Linked DNA regions of Mus musculus: all the other regions are linked to region 2. A link is a loop called in an ENCODE intact Hi-C map of the cell type or tissue named here. Cell type or tissue: heart. All regions are shown on one strand.

The links. Hi-C counts contacts between places; a loop is a spot of excess contacts. Peaks named below come from ENCODE experiments on the same cell type or tissue, not always from the same donor. Only the 100,000 strongest peaks of a DNase experiment are listed, where the experiment ranks them.
Region 1: a loop joins it to region 2, with 3.0 times the contacts of the local background. A loop is called at or near these places in 3 of 42 quality-filtered maps.
Region 3: it touches region 2 in a loop (2.3-fold over the local background); 6 of 42 quality-filtered maps call a loop at or near these places.

The regions. Positions count from the first base shown.
Region 1 is chr17:36,888,302-36,896,301 of GRCm38, forward strand. Trim40 (tripartite motif-containing 40) reads right to left here and starts at 1,824. Exons shown (of 6, transcript NM_001033235.3): 1 at 1,676-1,824; 2 at 545-1,392. The coding sequence starts at 883. In heart, a CTCF peak has its summit at 4,205 (motif pointing right); no DNase peak of the experiment used is centred here; H3K27me3 peaks cover 1,078 bases.
Region 2 is chr17:36,992,484-37,000,483 of GRCm38, forward strand. It overlaps a transcript of H2-M5 not described here. Among named protein-coding and RNA genes, the nearest start is that of Zfp57, 6.0 kb to the right of the region's middle. In heart, a CTCF peak has its summit at 4,721 (motif pointing left); a DNase peak (open chromatin) is centred at 4,718.
Region 3 is chr17:36,944,035-36,952,034 of GRCm38, forward strand. Rnf39 (ring finger protein 39) reads left to right here. Exons shown (of 4, transcript NM_001099632.1): 2 at 1,140-1,162; 3 at 1,370-1,461; 4 at 3,022-3,952. The coding sequence ends at 3,602. Ppp1r11 (protein phosphatase 1, regulatory inhibitor subunit 11) reads right to left here and starts at 7,758. Exons shown (of 3, transcript NM_029632.3): 1 at 7,389-7,758; 2 at 5,843-5,951; 3 at 4,321-5,520. The coding sequence starts at 7,472. The coding sequence ends at 5,318. Gm33595 (a long non-coding RNA gene) reads right to left here and starts at 3,048. Exons shown (of 2, transcript XR_385575.3): 1 at 2,322-3,048; 2 at 663-1,126. In heart, CTCF peaks have their summits at 557 (motif pointing left) and 3,379; DNase peaks (open chromatin) are centred at 237, 3,367 and 7,727; H3K4me3 peaks cover 2,669 bases; H3K27ac peaks cover 1,831 bases; H3K27me3 peaks cover 2,946 bases.

The DNA of each region.
Region 1 (8,000 bases), 100 kb before region 2:
TTAGAAAAAAATAAATAAATAACACAAGAAACAACAGTAGTGTTCCGGAAAGGAAGGAAAGGGGGGAGAGGGGAATAGGGCATCGTGTACAAGTTTTCAGATTTCAAATCTTTACAAGATAACAGCACAGATAAAACTTGATGACATGTCTAGACTAGCTTCTAGGACCATCCACCAGGGAACCCAATATAATCTTAGTCAAGAAGTGGTTCTCATTTCTAGTACAACATCTCATTAACTTGTACATTATGTAATACAGCCTCTCATTATCCAGCACAGCATCTCATGAACTAATACATTATCTAGTACAGCAAGAGTAAACACAGTGGCCCATACTTCCTGGGTCTTCACCATCATAGTAGCAGGATCACCTACATCGATACACGGAGACCTGGAAACCCTGATAGTAGCAGAGAGGCACACAGAAAAGCAAAGACCAAGGCCCCAAGTTGGATGACCAGAAAAGTCAAAGGAGAGTGTCAGTTACCAAGCCTCTGTGAGGATCTGAACTTAGGAAGGGTCCAATGGGGTGACACAAGCTTACCTTGTAGTGGCTGATGGCATTTTCAATGGAGAGTTCAGTATGGGACTGGTGTTCAGGGGATTGGAGGCATTCCTCACACAAGAGATGTCCGCTAGCCTCACAGAACCTGCGCACCCTCTTCTGGTGGGTGTGGCAGATGTAATTGTCTCCAAGGACCCCCTCGGAACATGGCTTCCTGCAGACTGGGCAGCTGAGAATCCCAGAGACTGAAGCCTTATCCATGTGCTGGGTCAGGCACATGCGGCAGAAGAGATGTCTGCAGTCGGTGCTCACAGCCTCCTTCAGGGGATCCAGGCAGATAGGACAAATGTCCTGGTTGTCCTTGTCAAGAGAGCCCATGGTCCCACCTCACTAGTCTCCCCACTGGGTCTTTTGAAGGCCAGATTGTCCCATGTGAAAGGGCTCGGTAGAAGGTGATCTGGAGCAAGATAAAGTGGACTGGGGCCTGGACTTAAGGCCACTGTCCACTATCAGAGAGTCCAGAGTCTGGACTATAAGAGACACAATCCTGCAGGGATTTCAAAAAAAACTCAGTATTTGCTAAACTTGAAACTATTCCTTATACAATTCTTCCACAGACCTGGAGGAAGCAGGAGCTCCAAACCCCAATTCTGTTTTGAGAGTTTTCTGTGCAATCGTTTTACAGTTTAAAGCTAAATTTTAGGCCACCTTGTTACGGTCATGGCCAGAAGTAAACTATCAACGACAAGCTGACAGTCTCTACTGTGTGGCTGGCAGGGAGAATTCAGACAGAACTTTATGTGTCCCCTCTGGGGCTGGTTCCCTACAGGGCTCACTGCTGCTGTTTGATACCACTAACCTCTTAAGGTGGAACCTTGTCAGTGACCCTTTATTAACCATCAAGTTATCCAAGAGTGCAATGATGTCATGTTGAAAGAGAAAGAGAACAGGAGAGAGGGGGGAGGGAGGGGGAGGGAGGGAGGGAGGGAGGGAGAGAGAGAGGGAGAGAGAGAGAGAGAGAACATATGACGCTACTTTGTCCTTTCCTTTCAAACAACTTCCAAGGATGACCTAAAAAAGGAAGTGCCTCCTCCTCCTCTTCCTCCTCCTCTTCTTTACCCCACTTCTTGTTTGAGCACCCTCCCCAAAATTACTCTCTTAATACCCTACCTCAAATCTCTCCTTTTCAACTTCATTTTCTTGGTCTCCAGACCTAGGGAGAAGACCAGCAGATGAGCCGGTTCTTCTTGAATTATGCCAATTATATACACTCACATGCCTGTGAAACTAGGGAGAAGGTGAAGAGATTCCTCCTGCTTCAGCAGTGAATTATCAGGGAAATGAAAATACCCATGAGCTGCACTCACTGAACAGTGAGATGAACTTTGTGGCAGGGTGTGGCATATTTTCTTACGGGGAAGAGGAAAGTCTCAGTGCCTTTAATGCAAATCTCACAGAACTTGAATGCAAATATCACCAACTGAGAATGAGCCCCAAGAACCTCACACATGTGGAACCACAAATTCTAGATGTGTCACATGACCGTGACACCTGGGTGATGCGGAGGACGGTCCACATAATTGTCCTTAATAGTCCCAGCTTCAACAGTGGCGGTACCTGGAGGATACCACAAGGTATATGTTACTCTTTTGGTAGTTGTGACCAAATACCTGTCAAGAAGTAAACCAAGGGAGGAAGGGTTTATCTGGGCTTATGTTTGAGGCTACTGTTCATCATGGTAGAGAAAGTGTGGAGACAGGAGTGACTGAAAGACCATAGGGTGGTTGTTCACATCTGGGTGGATCATGAATCTAAAAGAGATACCTGCTGGTGCTCAGCTGGCTTTCTCCCACTTCCCCCTTTAGATCCCAGCTCATGGAACAATACCACCCATTTGAAGGCAGGTCTTCCCTCCTCACTTAAGTCTGTCTGGAAATACCCTTATTGACATACCCAAAGGTGTTCTTCCCTGATGCCCTAGGTAGTTTTACTGCTCCTCTTATAAAGACTGCTGCCCATGCTGCATTGGGGGAGGCAGAGTGATATCTTCCCATCATTTTATGCCCTGTAAACTTAGCCTAATTTGGGTACTTCAAGCCTTTCGTTCAGAATCTGCAGTCCTGTGTGAGAAATGTCTAAGTTGTCTGAATACAAACAAAATGGATCTATGTTAACCTAACTGTGACTACAACAAGAAGCATTTCTTTCTCTTTTGTGTGTGTGTGTGTGTGTGTGTGTGTGTGTGTGTGTGTGTGTAGTCACAGTTGAGACGGGGTCTCATGTAGCCCAGGATAGCCTTGAGCTCTCTATGTAAGTGAGGATGATTTTTGATTTCTGATCCTCCTGCCTCCGCCTCTCAAGTTTTGAAATTACAGGAGTGAGCCACTAGTGCTGGGGGTTGAACCCAGGGTTTCATGTATGCCAGACAAGTACCCCACTTCTGAGCAACATCCTAAGCCTTATCACTCAGATTTTTTTTGAATTTGTATTGACAATTCTAAACTAATCCTCGTGATATTTTATCAGTTTTCATGTGCAGTGGTGATTGACACTTGGGATCATTACTGGCCCACCTTGGATTCTCTCTGATGGCCGTTGGTTCCTCCTCATCTCTGATTATGTTGGAATTTTCATTCTGGTGGGAGACCAGATGCTCTAAGGAGAGTCAGGGTATCCCTTCCTTTGGCTACCAGACTAATGGACACTGTACTGGCTGGTTTTGTGTGTCAACTTGACACAAACTGGAGTTATCACAGAGAAAGGAGCCTCCCTTGAGAAAATGCCTCCATGAGATCCAGCCGTAAGGCATTTTCTCAGTTTGTGTTCAAGGGTGGGAGGGCCCATTGCAGGTGATGCCACCCCTGGGCTGATAGTCTTGGGATCAATAAGAAAGCAAGAAGGGGAAGCAAGCTAGTAAGTAACACCCCTCCATAGCCTCTGCATCAGCTCCTGCTTCCTGGCCTACTTGAGTTCCAGTCCTTTGGTGGTGAACAGCAATGTGGAAATATAAACTGAATAAACCCTTTCCTCCCCAACTTGCTTCTTGGTCATGATGTTTTGTGCAGGAGTAGCAACCCTGACTGAGACAGTCCCTAAAGAATTTCTAGGAGCCTCCCATGGGAGGAGGGAAAGGAGAAGCCTCGTTCCAGTCAGAAAAGGAGGTCCCCGCAGCTAGACTCACTTCCTATTAAATTAGCATATGCGTATTCCCTGACCTTGCTCCTTTCAGCTATAGAATTATAAGACTGCTTCAGAAGAGGAGGGGAGTAAGAGTATTTCTTTCTCTTTTGGCCAAACTAAACAAAGCCACTCTTCTTTAAGAATTTCTGTTTCCTGGTTCCTTTTCCGATACAGGGAAACTATGTGGCTAGAGGATTTAATTAACCTCGGGACTTAATCACATTCTTTCCTTGTACAGTGAGGTGAACACAATAAAGCCAGGCTCAGAATTCACTCTCCTTCTTGTAGTTAACACCCATTAGTTAACTACTAGTTAATGGAGCCTTGAATCCACCACCACCCCAGCCCTAGCCCCACTTGATTCCTGTTTTAATCTCCTTATCAACTTTTTATATGAGCTTCCTTATATGTCATCTCATGAGCTCAAGTTCAGTGTTCCTTCTAAATTGTTCTAGTCAGAATTACGCTAAACTGTGCCCAAAATAGAGCCATGGCTCCTTCAGTCAAATGTTTTAGCATTGTGCCTTCACGGACAGTAGGTGGTGCTGCCTCCCAAGTTAGGACTTGGTTTCAGAATCTCTCCTTTAAGGGAATGGAAGCTGGGGCCACTGCCCTGTTCTCTCTCTCTCTCTCTCTCTCTCTCTCTCTCTCTCTCTCTCTCTCTGCCTCTCTCTCTCTCTCTCTCTCTGCCTCTCTCTCTCTCTCTCTCTCTGTATATGAACTTTGTGCATAATGTCCATGGATATCAGAAGAGAGTCTCAGATCCTATGTAACTGGAGTTATAGGCAATTGTGAGCCATGTGGGTGCTGGGAACCAAACCTGATTCCTCTGCAAGAGCAACGAGTGCTCCTAGGTTGAGCTATTCACCAGGTTCCCAAGCTATTTTTTTTTTTTTTTTAGAAATTATGGCGGAGACTGGAGAGATGGCTCAATAAACAAAAATGCTTGTCACACAAGTTTGATGACCTAGATGGATATGTTTCCATCCCTAGAACACATTTAAAAAGCTGGATGTGGTGGTGCATACATGCAATTCCAGAACTCCCAAGGCAAGATGGGAGACAGAAGCTTTCAGGAGCTAGCCTGGAGCACTCTGCACAACAAAGAAAGACAAGACAGGCCCTGGCTCAACCAGATGGAAAGTGAAAACAGACTCTTGAAGTTTGTCCCTATCCCATATAGGATATGATGGGGTCAGTGTACACACACACACAGTACACACACATGTACATACACACAGCAGAGCAGAAAAAATTTGGCTGTGAGGTCTGTACTGTATCCAGTTGGTAGAGTCTCTGCCTGGCAAACATGAAGTTTGATCTCCAGCAGTAATAAAGCTGAGCATGATGGATGAATAATTTTAATCCCACCACTTAGGAGGTGGATATCAGAGAATCAAAAGTTCAAGGTCACCCTCAACTATATATTGAGCTGGAGGCCAACCTGAGGCTGTACCAAGGAGGAGAGTGTATCTGTGAGAAAACCTATCCGCTCTGCAATTGTGTCCTTTGATAAGCCCCATCCTCTGTCCAAAATGTAAACACCAGCTCCGGGGAACTGCCAGCCACCATGTTGAATACCGAGCTACACAATCCAGAGAGCACTTAGGAAAACCACAGAAAGATATGAGGAAAACCACAGAAAGATATGAGGCTCTAAATTTGAGCATACAGATCTCGGAAAAAATGAGGTAGCTCTTGGGACTCAGGAGACATGGAGGGCTCTTGGCAGGAGCCCCTGAATTCTACCTGATGGCCTGGAGGGACAACCTCAAACATTCAGTAGAGGTCTCGAGTAGGGCAAAGCATGAGAAACCGAACTCAAGTTGAGGTGGCTTGTGCCTGTGATCCCAGACCAAGAAGGAATTAAAGACAGGAGTTCAAGATCATTCTAAGTTGTACCGTGAGTGGGAGGCCAGCCAGCCTGAGCTACACAGGTTGATCTCCAAAAGCAACAACAGCAATAATATTAAACCCAAATCAATCAGCGGATAGTAGAACATGCCTGTGATCTCATCATCCGGGAGACAGTCAGGAAGCTGTGGTCCAAAGCTGTGGTGGTCACAGTCTTTTTAAAGTGCACGAGAATAGATTGTAAGTGTTATCACTATAACAAAAACAAACAAAAATCTAATTAGCACAAAGTATATTGAGGTAATTAGTCATTCACTAGATAAATAATCCTTATTTACAGTCTTAGGAGACATCCAAAAAACACAGCAGATGGAGCAGTGTGGACATCTGGGCTATAGATGCTGTGAAGAGATATGTCTATCTCTACCTCTTGAGTGGAATGGGTAGGATCATCTGACTTGTTAGACACACCTGTGTCAACAAAAGCATACGGCTATGCTATTATACACTTCCTTGAAATAGAGCAATATATGAGCTTTCAAACTCACTGGGTCCAGAGAAGAAGCGAAAGGAGTTGGCAAGTGCAGGGAGTAAGTTAGGGGGAGGAGTTAGACAGAAGCAGGAGCTCGGCAAGAGCTGAGTTATGTCGTGGCTGTGTGTGGCATCCACAGCCAAGGTGCTCACTTTTGCACTGCGTTTTCTAAGGCCCTAGATGGGCATTCACTGTGTGTTCACACAGTCATCTGATTTTTGTAAAATTTGTTATATATATATATATATATATATATGTGTGTGTGTGTGTGTGTGTGTGTGTGTGTGTGACATTTATTTTATGTATGTGAGTACACTGTAGCTGTCTACAGACACACCAGAAGACACCCAGTGCTCTTTTATTTTGTTTTCGAGACAAGGTTTCTCTGTGTAGCCCTGGATGTCCTGGAACACACTCTGTAGACCAGGAGGGCCTCAAACTCAGAAATCTGCCAGCCTCTGCCTCCCAAGTGCTGGGATTAAAGGTGTGTGCCAGCACTGCCCAGCTCAGCCAGTGCTCTTAATCGCTAAACCATCTCCAGTCCTGTGAAATGTATTCATAGTTACTTTTGCTGGTTCATCCCAACGCTTTTCCTTGTAATGATTGGCATCTGGGGTTCAGAGTACGAGCGATTAAAGAGGGCCTGTGTGGTTTGCATTTACTAAGGTATCTGGTGAGTGTGTATTGGGTTAGTGCCAACTGTGGCTCCATGGAAAAATGGCTTTTCCACAATGCCTGCTGATAACTCACCTGACACCAGGGACTAAAGGGTAAAGTCAGAAGACCTGTGATGAGAAACACCGTAAATCTGTGGATAAACCAGTCTCATCTGTGTCTAGTCTAAAAGGTTCTTTCTCAGGAGTGCAGTGTATGTATCATGGGATACAACTACTTCTTACATTCCTCAATAAATTCAGTGGAGGTTATTATGACATCAAAAATTGATAGAAAATTGATAAATGATAAATGATTGAAAAATGATAGATTATTATATTATAACAAAATATCTTGAACTGGAGACATGGCTCACCAGTTCAGAACACTTGCTGGTCTTCCAGACAACTAAAGTTCAGTTCCCAGTACCCATACCAGCTGGTTCACAACCGCAGATTAGGCCAGTTGAAGGCATCAGACTCATCTTTCTGAGCTCCACAGGCACATGTGGCATACATACACAGACGCCCACACATATGCATTCATGCACATACATACACAGACACAAGACACACACAAATAAACGTTTTTTTTTTCTAAAGAAAATAAAGTCTTTCAGTTCCTAACAAAATAGTAACCTATTGAATTAAAGCAGTGGTTCTCAACTTTTCCTAATACAGTTCTTTATACAGTTTACTTTAATACAGTTCTTCATATTATGGTGACCCTCCAGCCACAAAATTATTTTGTTGCTATAATTGTAATTTTATGGAGGAGCAGTGTCTCAGTTCCTAAGGCCATTGGGAATATGTGTTTTCTGATGGGCAAGACCCACAGGTTGAGAAACACTGAATTAAAGTTTGAATTCAAATGAAAAAAACACATTCTAGATTTTTTTTTTTAATGTATGACTCTCTTGCTGTCTTCAGACACACCAAAACAGGCATTAGACCCATTACGGTTGGTTGTGAGCCACCATGTGGTTGGGAATTGAACTCAGGACCTCTGGAAGAGCAGTCAGTGCTCTTAACCGCTGTGCCACCTCTCCCGCCCCTACAGTCTACATTACTAAGGGGTTGATTGACAGATGAGCTTCATGAGTACACAGGACCCTTTGAACTCTTGTTGACTTTGATAAAATATTTGCATCTCCAAAGAAAGTCTCACAATGCACCTTAGCATTGCAATAGGGATTTAACAATATACAAGTCATTGACCTTCAGTACTTGGCAGAAAAACTTAAGGTTTTCTGCAGAGGCAAAAGTCAAAACGCCC
Region 2 (8,000 bases):
CCTGTCATGTGCCGCTCTGTTCTAACCTACTAAATCAAGATAACTTTCCAAAACAGCAATAAGTAGGAAGTGTGAGGTCTGCTCTGAGGACATGGAAGTAAAACCACTTCCTTAGGATCTTATATGGTAACATCAAATTTATATAACAAAATTCTCTCTAAATATACACTGGTGAGAAGTCAGAGAACAAAAAGAGCCTGCAACGCTAAGAGTGCCTGATACAACTTGGCTGTGATAGCTAGACAATTAAATAGGTTGTTTACTGACTCTAACAACAGCTCGAGGGGAATCAGAAATGTCAGTTATTCACAATTTCTTTCACCTGAGATGAGAGAAAAACTACAACTCTAGTTCTGAATCTTCTACTTTCAGCTGTAGGCTGCCACTAAGATTATCAACTCATTAGGGGATGTGGTTTTATCTTACTGAAGGGGAAGAGGAACCTCTGGAGGATCTTGATATTTAAGAGTATTTACCCTTGACATGTACTCCCAAAAGCAGTAATGCTATACTGTCTGTAAAATTCAAAGGCAAGATTTGCTTTCTTAAGAGCAATGTTTTTTTTTTTAACTAGATTTATTCACTTAATTTTATATGTGAGTGTTTTGCCTGCATGTATTTATGTGCACCATAAATGTGTTTATGCACACGGAGGTCAGAAGAAAAGTACCATATTCTCTGGAATGGGGGTTACGGGTGGTTGTGGAAAAAGTGGATGCTGGGAATTGAACTAGAAACGCTTAAGAAAATTAAGCATTCTTAACCCCTGAGCCATCTCTCCATTTTGTTCATTAAAAAAAAAAAAAATTCGGGCTGTCGAGATGGCTCAGTGGGTAAGAGCACTGACTGCTCTTCCAAAGGTCCTGAGTTCAAATCCCAGTAACCACATGGTGGCTCACAACCACCTGTAATGAGATCTGATGCCCTCTTCTGGTGCATCTGAAGTCAGCTACAGTGTACTTATGTATAATAATAAATAAATCTTTGGGTTGGAGCAAGCAGGGACTGAGTGAGTGGAGTTGACCAGAGTGAGCAGAGGTCCTAAATTCAATACCTGACAACCGCATGAAGGCTCACAACCATCTGTACAGATATAGTGCACTCATATACATAAAATAAACAAACAAACAAATAAATAAATCTTAAAATATATATATTTTCCTGCCGGGCAGTGGTAGCAAATGCTTTTAATCTCAGCACTCAGGGGACAGAAGAATCTCTTAGTTTGAGGCCAGCCTGGTCTACAGAGTGAGTTTCAGAACAGCCAGAGCTACACAGAAGACCCTTGTCTTGAAAAACAAACATACATACATACATACATACATACATACATACACCCTTTTTTCACCAAGCCAGGCATAGTGGCACATACCTTTAATCCTAACACTCAGGAGGCCTGGTTTACACAGTGAGTTTCAGGATAGCCAGTGGTACACTGTGAGACCCTATTGTAGCACTCTCCCTCTTCTTCCCCCTCCCCCTCCAAAGTTATTTTTACTTCTTGTTTTCCTATACATCATTTCTAAAGAATTGTGTGGCTACTTTCTTATGTCTCAAAGAAACCCAAGGCAAATCTCAGCCCCTGTGACTCCGCCCAGCATTTCTTGCCCTGCCCCCTACCTAAACCTCTCCAACCCAGGGCCTGGGCTTCGCTTCCCTTTCCCCAGCTTCTCTTTTCTATATAACTCAGCCATTTTAGCCACATGTGCTGGGTTATCCTTTGCCTCTTGGGCCATGGCTCCTCCTCTCTTGCCCCCTCCCCTCTCTTTTCTTCTTGTTCTGCTCCCACCCCCACCCCCTTTATGGTCCAGTTCAGTCCGTACGTACCTTTCCAGATGCATCTGGCAGAACTCTCCCTCACATCTACAGTAAAAAATCCCCGAAAACCTTCTCTTCAACCATTCCTAGCAGCAGCCATGTCCTCGTTTGCATTCATACTTCCACTCCATATTTAAAGATGAAGCAGCCCAGCCCACTATGCTTTTCAGGGCCTTTCGCTTTATACCAGAAAGTGAGTTCCTGTCCACAAAAGAAATGAAAAGAAAAAAAAAAAAGTTTGTACTCAGGTTCTTCAAGGTCTAATACAAACATGACTGAAAAACTTGTTTAAACCTTTCAACAAAAACCCTTGAGGTAAATAAACAAACCATGACTGGGATTTCTAACCCAGGTGTCACAGTTCATACTTGTAATTCTGAAACTGTGGAGGTCAAGCAAGAAGCCAAGCAAGAAGCCTTATCACAGGTTCTAGGCCAACCTCCAGCTACCCAGCAAGACTCATTTCAAAACAAGAACAACAAAAATAGCAGACAGTTGACCCAGACCCAAAGACTGGCCACAAGTGCTTCAAACGGCGGAGCTGAGCCACTCAGATGTTGATGTTGGGCACAGAACTGTAATGGTTGGTGTTTGGCTTGCTGGGTTTGGAGTAAACCACAATACAAGTATTTTCCTGCTATTTTTTTCCTTTTTTTCTATTCTCCTCCTCCTCTTCCTCCTCCTCTCCCTCCTTCTTCTCTTCCTCATCCTTCTGCCCCCCTCCCCAATGGAAATATTAACTTTATACCATTATTAGAGTATCTACTTTTTTGTTGTTGTTATTTTTAAACAGGGTTCGTAGTTAGAACTTCTGAGGAGATTTTGGATTTAGATTTCCTAATGGTACAGCTGTTACGACTGTGGATAGTGGGTCCACAGATATGGCTCAGTGTGAAGACCACCTACTGCTCTTCCAGAGGAGCCAACTACTATCTGCACTTTATATTATGAGACATACTTGAAACCTTGTGGGGATTAAGGACAGAATATGATGGATTAAAGTGACAGTTTGGGTGTAAAGTTCACATGGGATGAACTTATGATTAATCTTCTTTTTGAAAACAATTTACTTAATTTTCTTTTATGTGGGTTGGTGTGAGATCCCCCAAAACTAGAGTTAAAGACAGTTGTGAATTGTCATATGGGTGCTGGGAATTGAACCCAGGCCCTCTGGGAGGGCAGCGGGTTCTCTTTACTGCAGAGCCATCTCTCCAGCCTTATGAGTAATCTTCTTTACTGAGTTGTCTGGATTTAGAAACCACCCCCTGCTGGGCATAGCTTCAAGGGCGCTTTTTGAGAAGAGAAGACCCACCCAGAATGTGAATGGCATTATCAAACAGGCTTAATTCTCAGACTGAATGAAAATGGAAACAGGAGAAAGCCAGCTGAGCACTTTCATTCCTTTTTCTTTACTTTCCAACCCACCCAGACTCCACCTGTACCACCGCTAGCTGCTCCTGTAGCCACACCTCCCCTTCTGTGGTGAACTTTACCTTTTGACTGAGAGCCAAAATAAACTTTCCCCCAACAGGTCACTTCTTGTGATGCATCTGGTCACAGAAATGAGAAAACAAATTTTATAGCAAGTACTTGTAAGAATTATGACTATCAGAAGTCTCCATTCATTGCTGACAGAGATACAAATAGTATAGCCACACATGGGAGATACCCAGTAGTTTCTTTAAAACTAAGAAAACACTTAACTATACAATATACAATGGCCACACTTACAGGTTTTCCCCCAGGACAAATCAAGAGCATGGTGCACAACCTTGACACGGTGCAGGCATCATTTTGCCTCTCTGGACTTCTTAAATGCATGGTCCCAGTCAAACTTAAGTCAAATAACATTCATCAGTATGTGGGGCTAGTCCTCCTCAAAAGTTTCAGGGTTATCAAAATCTAGGAAAATCAGAGAAATTGTCACAGAGGAGCCCTAAGGATCAACTGAGACCGAGTGTGTGGTGCCTTGGATAACGTCCTAGGAAAAAAAAAGGACATTAGTAACAACTGAAGAGTGTAAATAAAATATGTATAAATAAGTGTGTCCATATAGTTTCATGGGTTATAAAATGTATGGTGATGTGAGATTTAGTTTTATGCATGTATATGTATGCTTGCATGAGGTCATGAGAAGCACATATGCAGTGCCCTTGGAAGTCATAAGAGGACTGTGAGCTACCATGTGAGTGTTGGAATTGGAACTGGGTCCTCTGTATGAGCAGACAATATGCTCTTGACCATGGAGCTGTCTCTCCAGCCCTGTAGGATGTTTTAAACAGAGAAACTGGTGACTCTATATATTACCTTTGCAGTTTCTCTGGGGAAAATAAAAGCATCCTAAATTTTATTTTAAGATTTATTTATGTGTGTGTTACAGAGAAGCTGAAGTTGCAGACTTGTGATCCATCTGATGTGGGTGCTGAGAACTAAATTCAGGCCCTCTGCAAGAGCGGTACGTGCTCTTAAACACTAAGCCATCTCTCCAGTCCCTTACATTCTAAAATTTAAAAGGTCATGATTAGAAAATAGTTTTCAGGGACAGGGAGTGTGGCTCAGTAATAGATTGCCTAATTAATATATTCCCTGGGTTGAATCCCCTGCTCTGTGTGCATATATACACTGTCTCTACCCCACAACTAACCAACAGAAACTGGAACAACAAAGCAATCTGTTCCATTTTCCAGTGTTGACAGCAAACAGATGGAGAGGGGAATACTCAGAGATACTACAGGATTCCTTCTAACAGCTCTAACTTTCTTCCACCTACTGCGTAGATCTGGGTGGTCAGAAACATCTCATTCCTAACCACCCTTGTCCATCCAGGTTTCAGTAGGCCACTTCCAACTGATTCCCAATCAGACACAATCTGAGAGGTCAGAGCAGCAGCGCCCTCGTGTGGCCGTGATATTGAGGCTAGAAGACCCTACAACCTCTTACAGAAACTTCCTGAGACCTGACTCAGAACTCAAAGCAGTGTCAAGTGCTAACAGAGTCTGAGTGCTTCCCAAATCTAGGCAAACACAGATGTGTCCTCTTCTTTGAGTGATGGTGGACTCTGATTCATGATACAAGTCTCCAGCTTGACTACACAGCTAGTTTGTAGCTTCCATTTGGGCTAGAACTTCCCTCCTCCTGGGAACAAGCCCAGAACTTTCCACAAATAAGATGGGGGAGGAGCCAGAGCCACCCAGGGCAAGGTCCAGGGACGACAAGGAGGTCACAGAAGTCAAAATAGGTAAATTGAGCCTGGGAGGGAGGACAAAAGGAATGCTGGGTGGAAATCGAGAAGAATGCACCACCGGAAGTTTAGCAGTGGGGACATTAATGCTTCTGGGATGGGTCCTATTGGAGACAGGGTTAAGTTCTTCTAGCTCAAGCTCTGCTTTTCACATGGATAGTGACTCATTGAAATATTAGGTTCTGAAATGTCAGGTTATGGGAGGCGGAGAGAAAAGGGAAGAGAGGGAAAGAGGTAGCGAAACATCTTAACATAAAATTTTTCATTGTATTGTATAGGTATGAGTTTATATTTTGCTTGAAAGTACACTTGCATGTCAGGTTAAAAACTATGTGTGTTAGGTTTCTCTTAAGATTGCTGGAGATTTTTTCATTTTTCCTTTTCTTTTTTTTCGAGACAGGGTTTCTCTGTATAGCCCTGGCTGTCCTGGAACTCACTCTGTAGACCAGGCTGGCCACGAACTCAGAAATCCACCTACCTCTGCCTCCGTTTTTTCGTTTTTGTTTGCTTGTTTGGAGGCGGTATGTTTTTTGGTTCTTTGGGGTTTTTTTTAGACAAGATGCCACTATGTTACCCCGCCTCAAACTTGAGCTCTTAAATCTCATAAGCTAAGTAAACACCCTGTCAGTCACTGAGCTACATCCTCAGGCTTTTTCTTTAGACGAGTGTTAACTAACGTACCCGGAGTGTCTGTGTGCAGTGTCTGACATTCAGGCTCCATTTTTCCTGTACCCTCTAGCTTCATTTTGGGACAGGATATTTAAGTGGTTTGTTCTGCATCCGTGTGACTTAGTGATGAACAAAGGTTTGTCCAGTTTCTGCTCAAGCTTTTGCACCTTTCCATGGTCATCTAGTTTCTATAATTTCTCCAAAACTTCCAAATCTAAGAACAGCTAAAAATTCTGGAGGTTAGTGATTTATGCCATTAAGGGTTTTTTGTTTGTTTTGTAATTTTAAACAGGGTCTTTCCCTGTAACCCAAGTGTGCTGCAATCCTCTCTCCTAAATTCTGAGATTACAAGTATTCTGCTTATAGGTGTGTTGATTGGGGGTGGGGAGGTGAATAGAAAGGTGCTGGTCTACAAAGTGAGTTCTAGGACAGCCAGCCCCAGGGCTATACCGAGAAACCCTGTCTCAAAACACCCCACCCCCACCCCCAAAAAAGGTGCAGATTTGCAAGTCCCACCAGGATAGTGTCTGCACCAGGATAGGGACAGACTTCCTTCATGGTCCGGTTTCTCTACATCTCATGAGTACTTACTTTAGTAGTCAGCCTGGAGTTTGGATAGAGTTTGTGTTCAGATTTTTGTTTGTTTATGATACAGGGGATGAAACCCAGGGCTTTCTGTATGTTAGCCAAACATTCTACACTGAGTACATTGCCAACTATATTCAGAATTTGGATCTCAGTCCTTCCATGCTTGCCTCCTGATCTGAATACTGTCAATACTAGAGCCACTGGGGCTGCAGTAATTTGCTTAGGGGTTGGTAAATACCTACAGGTGTTCCTTAACGTTTCTATTGTTTTGATGAAACACCATGACCAAAAAGCAAGTTGGGGAGGAAAGGGTTCATTTTCCTCACACTTCATATCACTCACTGTTCATCATCAAAGGAAGACGGGACAGGAGTCAAATCGGGCAGAAACGTGGAGGCAGGAGCTGATGCAGAGGCCATGGAGGGTGCTGCTTACTGGCTTGCTGCTCCTGGATTGCTCAGCCTGCTTTCTTGTAGAACCCAGGATCACCAGCCTACAGGTGGTACTACCCATAATAAGCTGGGCTCTACTCCCATCAATCACTAATTGAGAAAATACCATACAGGCTTGCCTATAACCTGATCTTATGGAGGTATTTTCTTTTCTTTTTATTTATTACTACTATTATACTACTATTTTTATTTATTACTACTATAGCACACTGTAGCTGCATTCAAACACACCAGAGGGCATCGGATCCCATGACAGATGGTTGTGAGCCACCATGTGGTTGCTGGGATTTGAACTCAGGACCTCTGGAAGAGCAGTCAGTGCTCTTAACCACTGAGCCATCTCTCCAGCCCCCTGGAGGTATTTTCTTCATTGAGGTTTCCTACTCTCAGATGACTTTAACTTGTACCAAGCTGATATAAAACTATCCAGCACAGACACAAAGACCAGACAGAGACTTGCAGTTCTTGCTCACCATGGTGGTCAGAGGACAACTTGGGCAAGTCAGTTCTTGCCTTCCACCATGCAAGTTCTGGGATTCAAACTCAGATGGTCAGGCCTGGTGGAAAGTGCTTTTAACCACTGCTGGGTGGTTTTTGTTCACCGTCGTGTCGTTTGTTTGATTTAATACAGGAAAACAAGAAAAAAAAACCCACAAACACTGAAAACTATACCCAGGGCAATTACCAACATCCTGCTAAAAGACAATGTCTTCAGGAAATCATCATGGCCCCTGGACTGATTTTGTTCTACGAGCATGAATCTAGCCACAAGCAGCTCCTCTCCTTCCTTCTCCTCCTTTCCTCTCCCGTCCTTTTCTCTCCATTCTCTGGCCTGATCTCTTTCCTCCTGGACAAAATATCTATTTTGTTTACAGTTTTGGATGTTTTACTCACTCATGTCATGGAGGGTGTCGTATGGGAAAGCACAGGAAATAGTGGAGCAGTAACAGGAAGCAGCCAAGGCAAGATTTAGTCTCCAGATACATCTTCCAGTGGCCTACTTCCTCCAACTAAGTCCTAGCTTCCACAGCTTTACAACCTCCCATTGGATTAGTCTATTCAAACTTTAAATCCACAAATGAATTAAACTATTCATGAGGTTGGAAACTTTATGACATAATTGTTTCTAGGAGTACCTACACACACACACACACACACACACACACACACACAGAGAGAGAGAGAGAGAGAGAGAGAGAGAGAGAGAGATGCTTTACCAATCTCTCAAGTTC
Region 3 (8,000 bases), 48 kb before region 2:
GGAAATTAGGAGTCTAATGCGAGTGTGAGTGTGTGTGTGTGTGTGTGTGTGTGTGTGTGTGTGTATGTGTGTGTGTGTGTGTGTGTGTCAAATCAAAGTGCCTCAAGTGAGGCAGGGGTTCCCCTAACAAGCCATAGCCGAACTGTGGGTTGTTATTGTTCTCAGCTCCTCCCAGATCCCCAGGCACGGGCGGAAACAGGTGGAAGCTAGGTCGGGGTGAACAGCTGGCAGGCCTCTTGCTAGTCTCCACGTTGCAGCCATAAAGTTTTCCACTAGGCCCTCCCTGAGCCCCTTAGACATCAACCACTCCTATTCCTTTACAGTACCTCAAAACCATCCATCTGGCTTTTTTACCCCTTAGCAGCCCTCCCGCCCTGGGTCTGGCTTCCGCCCTTTGAAGGCTTCACAGACCTAATTAGTCTAGGTGTAATTGCCATCCTCTCTTCTTCCTGCCACACTGGCCTTCCCAGCCATCCTCTCTGGAATCAGAAAAGAGGGATGAAGGAAACCCAGTGTTTGGAGGGTGAGAGAATCTAGCGCCCTCTTCAGGCTTCCATGGCTCCCTACAAAATCTGTAGGGTCTCTTAGGACACTTCTGAGATCAGGGGCCTGAGGGTACAGAGACATAATAAAACCAAAGAGCCCAATAAACGCCACTGAGCTTTTAAGACAAAAAGGAGAGCAGCTTTATTGTTAGGCTTTTATATAACAACTCTTAGCTCAAGGAATATGGGTGTGTGTCCCTTTTGTGGTGACGGGGTGGACATATATCTGGAAGACATGCTGGTAACTAAAGAAGGAGAGCATACTAAAAGAGAGCGTGGGCCTGGGAAGATTAAACAAGAGGTAAGAAGTAGTTGTGTTGAGGCTGTGGAAGGATGGAGAAGGCATATAACAGTCTGGATGAAGCTAGGAACCTGAGGAGAAAGTGATTTTGGAGTAGGCAGAAGTAAAGGACATGAAAGAAGAAGGGAGAACTGAAGAGAAAAATGGAGCAGAGCGGGCAGGGTGTTTGGGGTGGGGTGGGGAGATGGTTTTAAAAGGTGGGAAGGTATCAAGCAGTCAGAGCTCACCTGAGGCGGAGGGGAAGATGTCCCACAGTGTGAACTCACACCTATGTTTTCTTCTGCCCGTACCAGGATATGAGGAAGACATGGAGACGGTGAGTTCCATTTTTGTTTGTTTCTTCCTTCCCACTACCTACAGCCATAGCCATGACCTTCCCTCCAGACCCCTCTCTTTACCTCCACTTAGCAACGGGCTTTCTAGAGTGTAGCCTCACCTGTTTCTGTGACAAGTGAGTGGGTTAGGATCATCAGAAGCAGCATCAAAAAGACAGGGATGCCAATAACTTCCTTCGTCTCTCCAGATTCGATGTCCCAGCACCCAAGCCATCTAACTCAGAGGAGGATCTCCCTGAAGATTACCCCGTGGTCAAAAACATGCTTCACAGGCTGACAGGTGAAGAGGGGAGGGAGCGGATCATAAGCTATGCTCTGTTTGCTCCCTCTTCGCTCTAGAAAATGCTCAAGTCCACTTTGGTATCAGTTTTGACTTCCTACAGCTGAAATAATGAAGTGTCACAAATAGGTGGCTTGAACAACCACCATTCGCACTTCAAAGTCTAGAGATAGAAGTCTGAGGGCTAAGGAGAAATCTGTTCCATGCTCTCTCCTGGCTCTGGAAACCTCAATACTTCCTTGGTCCACAGATGGTCTCACCTGGGCTTCCTTCTAGGTACCTGTCTCTGTGTGCAAGTGTCTCCACTCTCTTTTAAGATAGAAATCATCCTGCATCAGGGCCTACTGTAATAATCTCATTTTTTAACCTGATTACCTTTGTGAAAATCCTCCCCTCAAACACACGCGCGCGCACACACACACACACGCATAAGGTAAATTCAGAAAATTGGGGAACAAAACTGACACCCCACCCCCTTTAAAGAGTCTCTTTCTATGTATCCCAGGCTGGCATGGACCTCTAGTCCCTGTCTTTGCCTCTAATGTGCTGAGGCTATGCATATGTAACTCCACAGCTGGACAGGAGGCACAATGTAACCCAGAACAATATCCTTAATTCCTCAGATCTCAGCCACGTTCCCTCACGTTTTTTATGTACCCCCAGACAGTACAAGATCCCTGCTTCCACCTCCTCCCATTCTTGGAAAGGGGGTCAAGACTCCAGCACCTCCTCTACCCCTTCTGTGCTCATTCCCAAGGTAGCTCTCGAGATGTTCCATTCCTTAGTCACCCCTCCATCTCACTTAATACAAATTCCTTCTAGCTCCTAATCCAGAAGCATTTCCTTAAAGCGCCCCATACCTGCAAGGCCAGCGACTCTTTCTGGTCCCTTAGGCAATTTCTGTATCTCCTCTGACCACACCTCCTATAGAAATGGGCCTGGCCTGGAAGGTAAATGGGCTGGTTTTACTAGATACCTTGGATTCCTCCCTTTGCCCTTCCTTTAAATCACTCTAGTTCCTATCTGGTATCAGTCTCTCTCAGGTATCAGTCTCTCTCAGTAAGTAGTCTTGCTGACCTGGCTCCCGTACCCAACCCAGATTCAAGGTTTTTGCTTTGTGTTGTTGTTGACACAGGGTCTTACTATGTAGTCCTAAGGGGCCTGGAACTTGCTATACAAGCTGGCCTCGAACTCACAGAGTTTTGCCCTCTTTGCTTCCCAAGTGCTGGGATTAAAGCCACCACACTTGCAGATTCAAGTATTAGTCATCATTCTCCCTATAAGTCCCATCCGCCACTCTTCCACCAACACCACACACCAGCCTCCCCTCAGGTCTCCATGCTGGGTTCCTTGACCAGCATAGTCTTTGTCCAAGTCCAGTTCCACAAAAGTGGTGGATCAGAGCACAAAGCGGCTCTGTGCCTTAGTGTCTTCCCATCCTGGTCGCCCTGGTCGCTAGGGGAACTGCGAGAGGACTCAAGCACCTCTGCTCTTCTTCACCCTTCTCTCTAGACTTAAAAAACGTACCATGTGTTGTTCCCCCTCTCCCCTCTTCTGCAGCTGACCTGACGCTCGACCCTCGCACAGCACACCGTGATCTGCTCATCTCCTCTGACTACCGCGGCGTGAGTCTGGCTCCACCCGGAACGCCTGCGCCGCTGGACAGCCCCGCGCGCTTTGATCAGCTCCCGGCGGTGCTGGGTGCGCAGGGCTTCGCGTCAGGCCGCCACTGCTGGGAGGTGGAGACCGCGGAAGGCGCGTCCTTCAGAGACTCTACAGCTCAGGATGAGAACGCGGGAGAGAGCTGCTACGCCGTGGGCGCTGCCGGGGAGTCCGTGACCCGCAAGGGCCTCATCAAGCTGTGCCCATCGGAGGCTATATGGGCCGTGGAGGGCCGCGGCGGCCGCTTGTGGGCGCTCACGGCTCCAGAGCCCACCCTGCTAGGTGGTGCCAGGCCCCCGCCGCAGCGCATTCGCGTGGACTTGGACTGGGAGCGGGGTCGTGTGGCCTTCTATGACGGCCGCTCATTGGACTTGCTCTTCGCCTTCCAGGCGCCGGGCCCGCTCGGGGAGCGTGTCTTCCCCCTGCTCTGCACTTGTGACCCGCGTACCCCGCTGCGTATCTTGCCTGGAGAAGCCTGAGCCTCAGGTCTCTAGCTCCTACCCTACCGCAGTAGTCCAGATGGCCTCGAGGCTACTTCTGTCCCTTGCACAAATCCCCACCTGTTTCAGTGACCTTGTCTGTAACACCTATCGGAACAGGAGTATTAATAAGCACCCTTTGTCCACTCACATTCTCCCAAATCAAAACCTCAACTGGCTTGTACATTCGTGCCTTTAAGCCAGTCTAGTCCCGAGTCTCCATGACCTAAGACCTTTTTCTTGAGTCCTCTTTCCGTACCATTCTAGGCCAGGCTAGAGAAAGAGGCTCTGTTTGTACCACCAGTGTTGGGAAACAGTCCTAATTTACCTCCAATCCCAAAAGGCTCAGGGCATGATGCACAGCAGGAAGTCTGCAGCTTCCTGCTCATGTCCACTCTGAGGATTCTCAGAGGAAAAAAAAAAGTCTTCCTAAGACATTTAACTCATAACCTAAGCCGCGCAGCTCAAACCTGAAGCCTAGAACATAAATTCTAGGATATGTATGCAAGCCAGTCTATACTCAACCTTTCATTTATGACTGTTTCCTCTGCTCGTGGCCTTTTCCCATTGAACACCCTCTTGGAACTTTATCTTGCACATAAAAGAACTAATGGTGCTACCTCCTTCCTCAACCCGGGAGCAACTCAGGCACCCCAAACATTCTGTATAGTCTCCCATCCTTCCCTTGTGTATAAATGGGCCTGTATTTAACACACTGTGCAATGTTGGGTTATTTATTTTGTGCATCTGTGGCAATAAATGAGATCTAAGTGGTGCCATGGGTTTTGCTGATTTCTGTACTGTGCACAGCCAGAGGCCTGGAGGGCAGTACCCAGATCCTAGCACCAGCCGGGGAGGGCTGAGAGAGCAAGACACCTGGGTTGGCAGACACCAAAGCCTAGGCAGGAAAGGGTAGGAGCATACTGCAGGGGCCTGTCCCCTCATCTCTTTGCTTTCTCCCTCTTTCCTTTTAGGGACCCAGGCCCCTAGGACACCAATGCTGAAGCTCAAAGATTAAAGGCTGAGAAAATCATTGGCTCTAAGTCAGTGGTCTCAGCCAGCTTTGTCAGAAATGTTATATTCAGGACATGGCTATTTTTTTTTTTTTTTTGGTTCCACTTTCCATTAGGTGTGAATGACAAAGACCTCTCCTAACTCCTTTGGAGAGCCATAAGGGGTAAGAGGAGCAGAAGGGCCAGGGAACCCTATAGTCTCCACACAACCTTACATCCCACAGGCAAGAACTAAGATTTAGGAAAACTGCATCAGTAGAAGAACCATAAGCCAGGATTAATACGCAGAACTGGGGTGCAAGATTGCCTGGCATCTGATTGGAGCCCTGGCAGTGAAAGCTGGGACCGTTGAAAACCCAGTTGAAGTGCTTGGGACTCAAGCTGAGGGTGCAGGTGGCCAAGATACTGGATCCCAGGACAGGTAGTTTGGCAGTGAGAACAAAAGGGATAGACTGGGACCAAGATGCCTGGATCCCAGGCATGGGAGCAAACTGTAGGGAAGCAGGGGCTGGGAGAACCCAGAAGCCTGGGTTCTGGAACAGCAGCAAGTCAGAATTCCAGGATCTGTATCCACCCTCCTCTTCCTCTTCTCTATCACTCAGGAGACGGAAGAAGGGGGCAGGAGAACGGAGGCAATGGGTGGAGTCCCCATGTCAGATGGATATATTTGGGGCAGGCAGACACATGAATGGTGAGAGGGATTTAGTGCTGCATAGGTCCTGGAGGGGGCTTAGAGGGATCAGGAGGCTGTGGAGGAGTGGTTGGGGTGGGTGCTGGGGTTGTAGGACGCCGTCCTTTGCGGTGACCCCGTACACAGTGCTTATGACTACAGCCTTCTTCTTCATCCTCATCACTCTCGGTGGAGCTCTCGCCAAAGGCCCGAGGCTTCTCATAAATACAGCAGCCTGAATGGAGAGAGAGAAAGCCAGCTAAGAAGGATGAAGAGCAGTGTTCAGTCAGTTTCATTTCCACCAGATCTGTGTGAAAACCTCTCCCTACTTTTCTGGAATCCAGCTGCCTTAGCCTCTTCCCCCAGGAATTCAAGAGAGAGTCGGAAAAACCTGACTCCCATTCTGCCATGGCTTGCCCCCGCCCCCACCCCTAACTCCAGGCAGTTGGTACCGCATAGTTTTATTCCCACCTATTTTTCTTTCCAACCAAGAACTCGATAGAGCTATAAAGCAACAGTGAGATGGTGGCCAGGGACACTGGGCCACCCACACTCACATTTCGACGAGCGTCGCCCCATATGCTCATTGTCCACAGTGTCACTGGACCACTCCACCTTCTTCTCTGGCTTGCGTTTCCGAAGTTTCATAGTTAGGCTCTGATTCTCCTGAAAAGTTAAAAGAGGTGTGGGCCCATCTGACTCACTTCCTCTTGATTTTTCCTGTTTCCTATGGAACCTCCTTTTTTCTCTTCCCTGGCTCAGTCAGTAACACACATCATGCCCCTGGAGAGGCAGGACAGCCTGTTTGTGGAGAGTATGAATCCCTGTTCTTGATAACCAATAGTATGCAAAGAAGGCAATTCTTAAACTAGGGAAGGTGCCAGCAAATTGGCAAACTAAGATACAACCAACGCTATCACCCTTGGTGGCATTAATATATGAATGTTATTTTCTCCCTTTCCTGTGACTGGCCTTTGATCTCACTTTCTTCTTCACACCTCTTATTCATGTTCTAAAGAGACTGAGGTATGTAATCTCAGCACTTGGGAGACTGAAATGGCCTCTGCAACATGGTATAGCTATTTTCTCAGAAAAAAATAAAATAAAATAAAGCAGGGATGGGGAGACATCTCTGTTGGTAAAGCTCTTTTGGTGCAAGCATGAAGACCTGAGTTTGATCCCTTGTATCCACGGGAACAAAAACAACAACAAAAAGTCAAATGTGGTGGTGGTGGTGGTGCAAAAAGGCAGATCTCTTGCTAGCCAGACTAGCCTATTTGGCCAGCTCCAGGCACAATGACTCTGTATCATAAGTAAATAAATAAATAAATAAATATAGACCATGTCTCAGACATCTGAGGTTAACTTCAGGCCTACACACACACACACACACACACACATATCAAAATAAAACAAATATCCAAAACCCTCCTTCTACAAAAAAGCCTTCATTCTTTCTTCTCTCATCTTCAAGCCCAGGGCTCCCTAATCCTATCCACTTATTCTTTAACATTCTGGCATCTCTGGTAATAACTGCTAAACTACTAATCTCCTTCAACCCAGACATTGTCAAACCCAACGCATCTTTCTCCCTTTGAAAGCAATTTGTTTTTGCAAAAGTTGTTTGCTCATTTGCTTCTCTCCTCCCTGATCTGCCAAAACACACTTCACCTTATTTTCTTGTTTCCTCATTTCCTCCGCTTTAACACGCACCCATTCCATGACTATCTATTGGTAAGCACTATTGGTAAGTACTCGTTCTGTACATTTGCCTCCAAAACCACGCCTTCTCAAATGGCGTTTCACTTCCTCCCAGTACCTTTCTGGCTCCTTAACCCAGTTTCCGTTTATTACGTACATAGACCACCACCCCAAGCCTTAACACCTATACTCTAATTGTAACTACGGATTAAACAATCCTTGACCAGTCACTTGAACCATTTGAGCGGCTCCAAGCATCTCTATTTAGTTCCTTGCGATTTTCCCAATAAGAGTAAACCCCACATGATGTCCCAGATCCCAAACCCACCAACTTTCCAAACCCCCCTCCCCCTCCCAGTGCCTCCCAGACCCCTAAATAGACCCCCTGCCCGCCTTTCTCACTGGCTCGGTTGTCTCGGTAACCGTTGTCTCAGTAACCGTTGTCTCAGTGACGGTCTCACTTATCCCGGCCCCTGTCTCCGCCATGGCTAAAGCGAAAAGCGAGAAAGCGGGATGAGACACCCTTTCCTTTTTCTGAGCCTCAGAGATCTAAGAGAACCGGTACAAGACTCGGAGTAGAGGCCAGGATGCTCTAGCTTCTTAATCTCCCCTACTCCTCCACGGCCTCTGCTTCCCCACCCCTGGGGAAAACCTGTCCAACCCCACTTCCGGCCTTTCACTTCCGGTTGTGACGCATCCTGCAGAACACAGTTTCCCTTCCCCACCACCGCCTGGGTCAAAGCAGGCGTCGCCAGAATAGTTCCGCCGTAATGCAATAGTGCGCAGACGCTGAGGTTGGCAGAAGTGATGTCATAGTGGGGGGGGTGGGGCTAGGCAAGGCTTAAGTTCATTGGCTGGTCAACTCGAGGCCGTTGTGCTGAAAGGATGAGGTCTGTGTGCCTAGAATCCTTACCCTATCTGCTGTATCCATAAGCTTAGGTGAAAAAATTAGGTGGGACAGGGAGCTATCTCCAAATTCCTTTTTATCATTCTGTCAAGGAGCGGTTTTCCAGG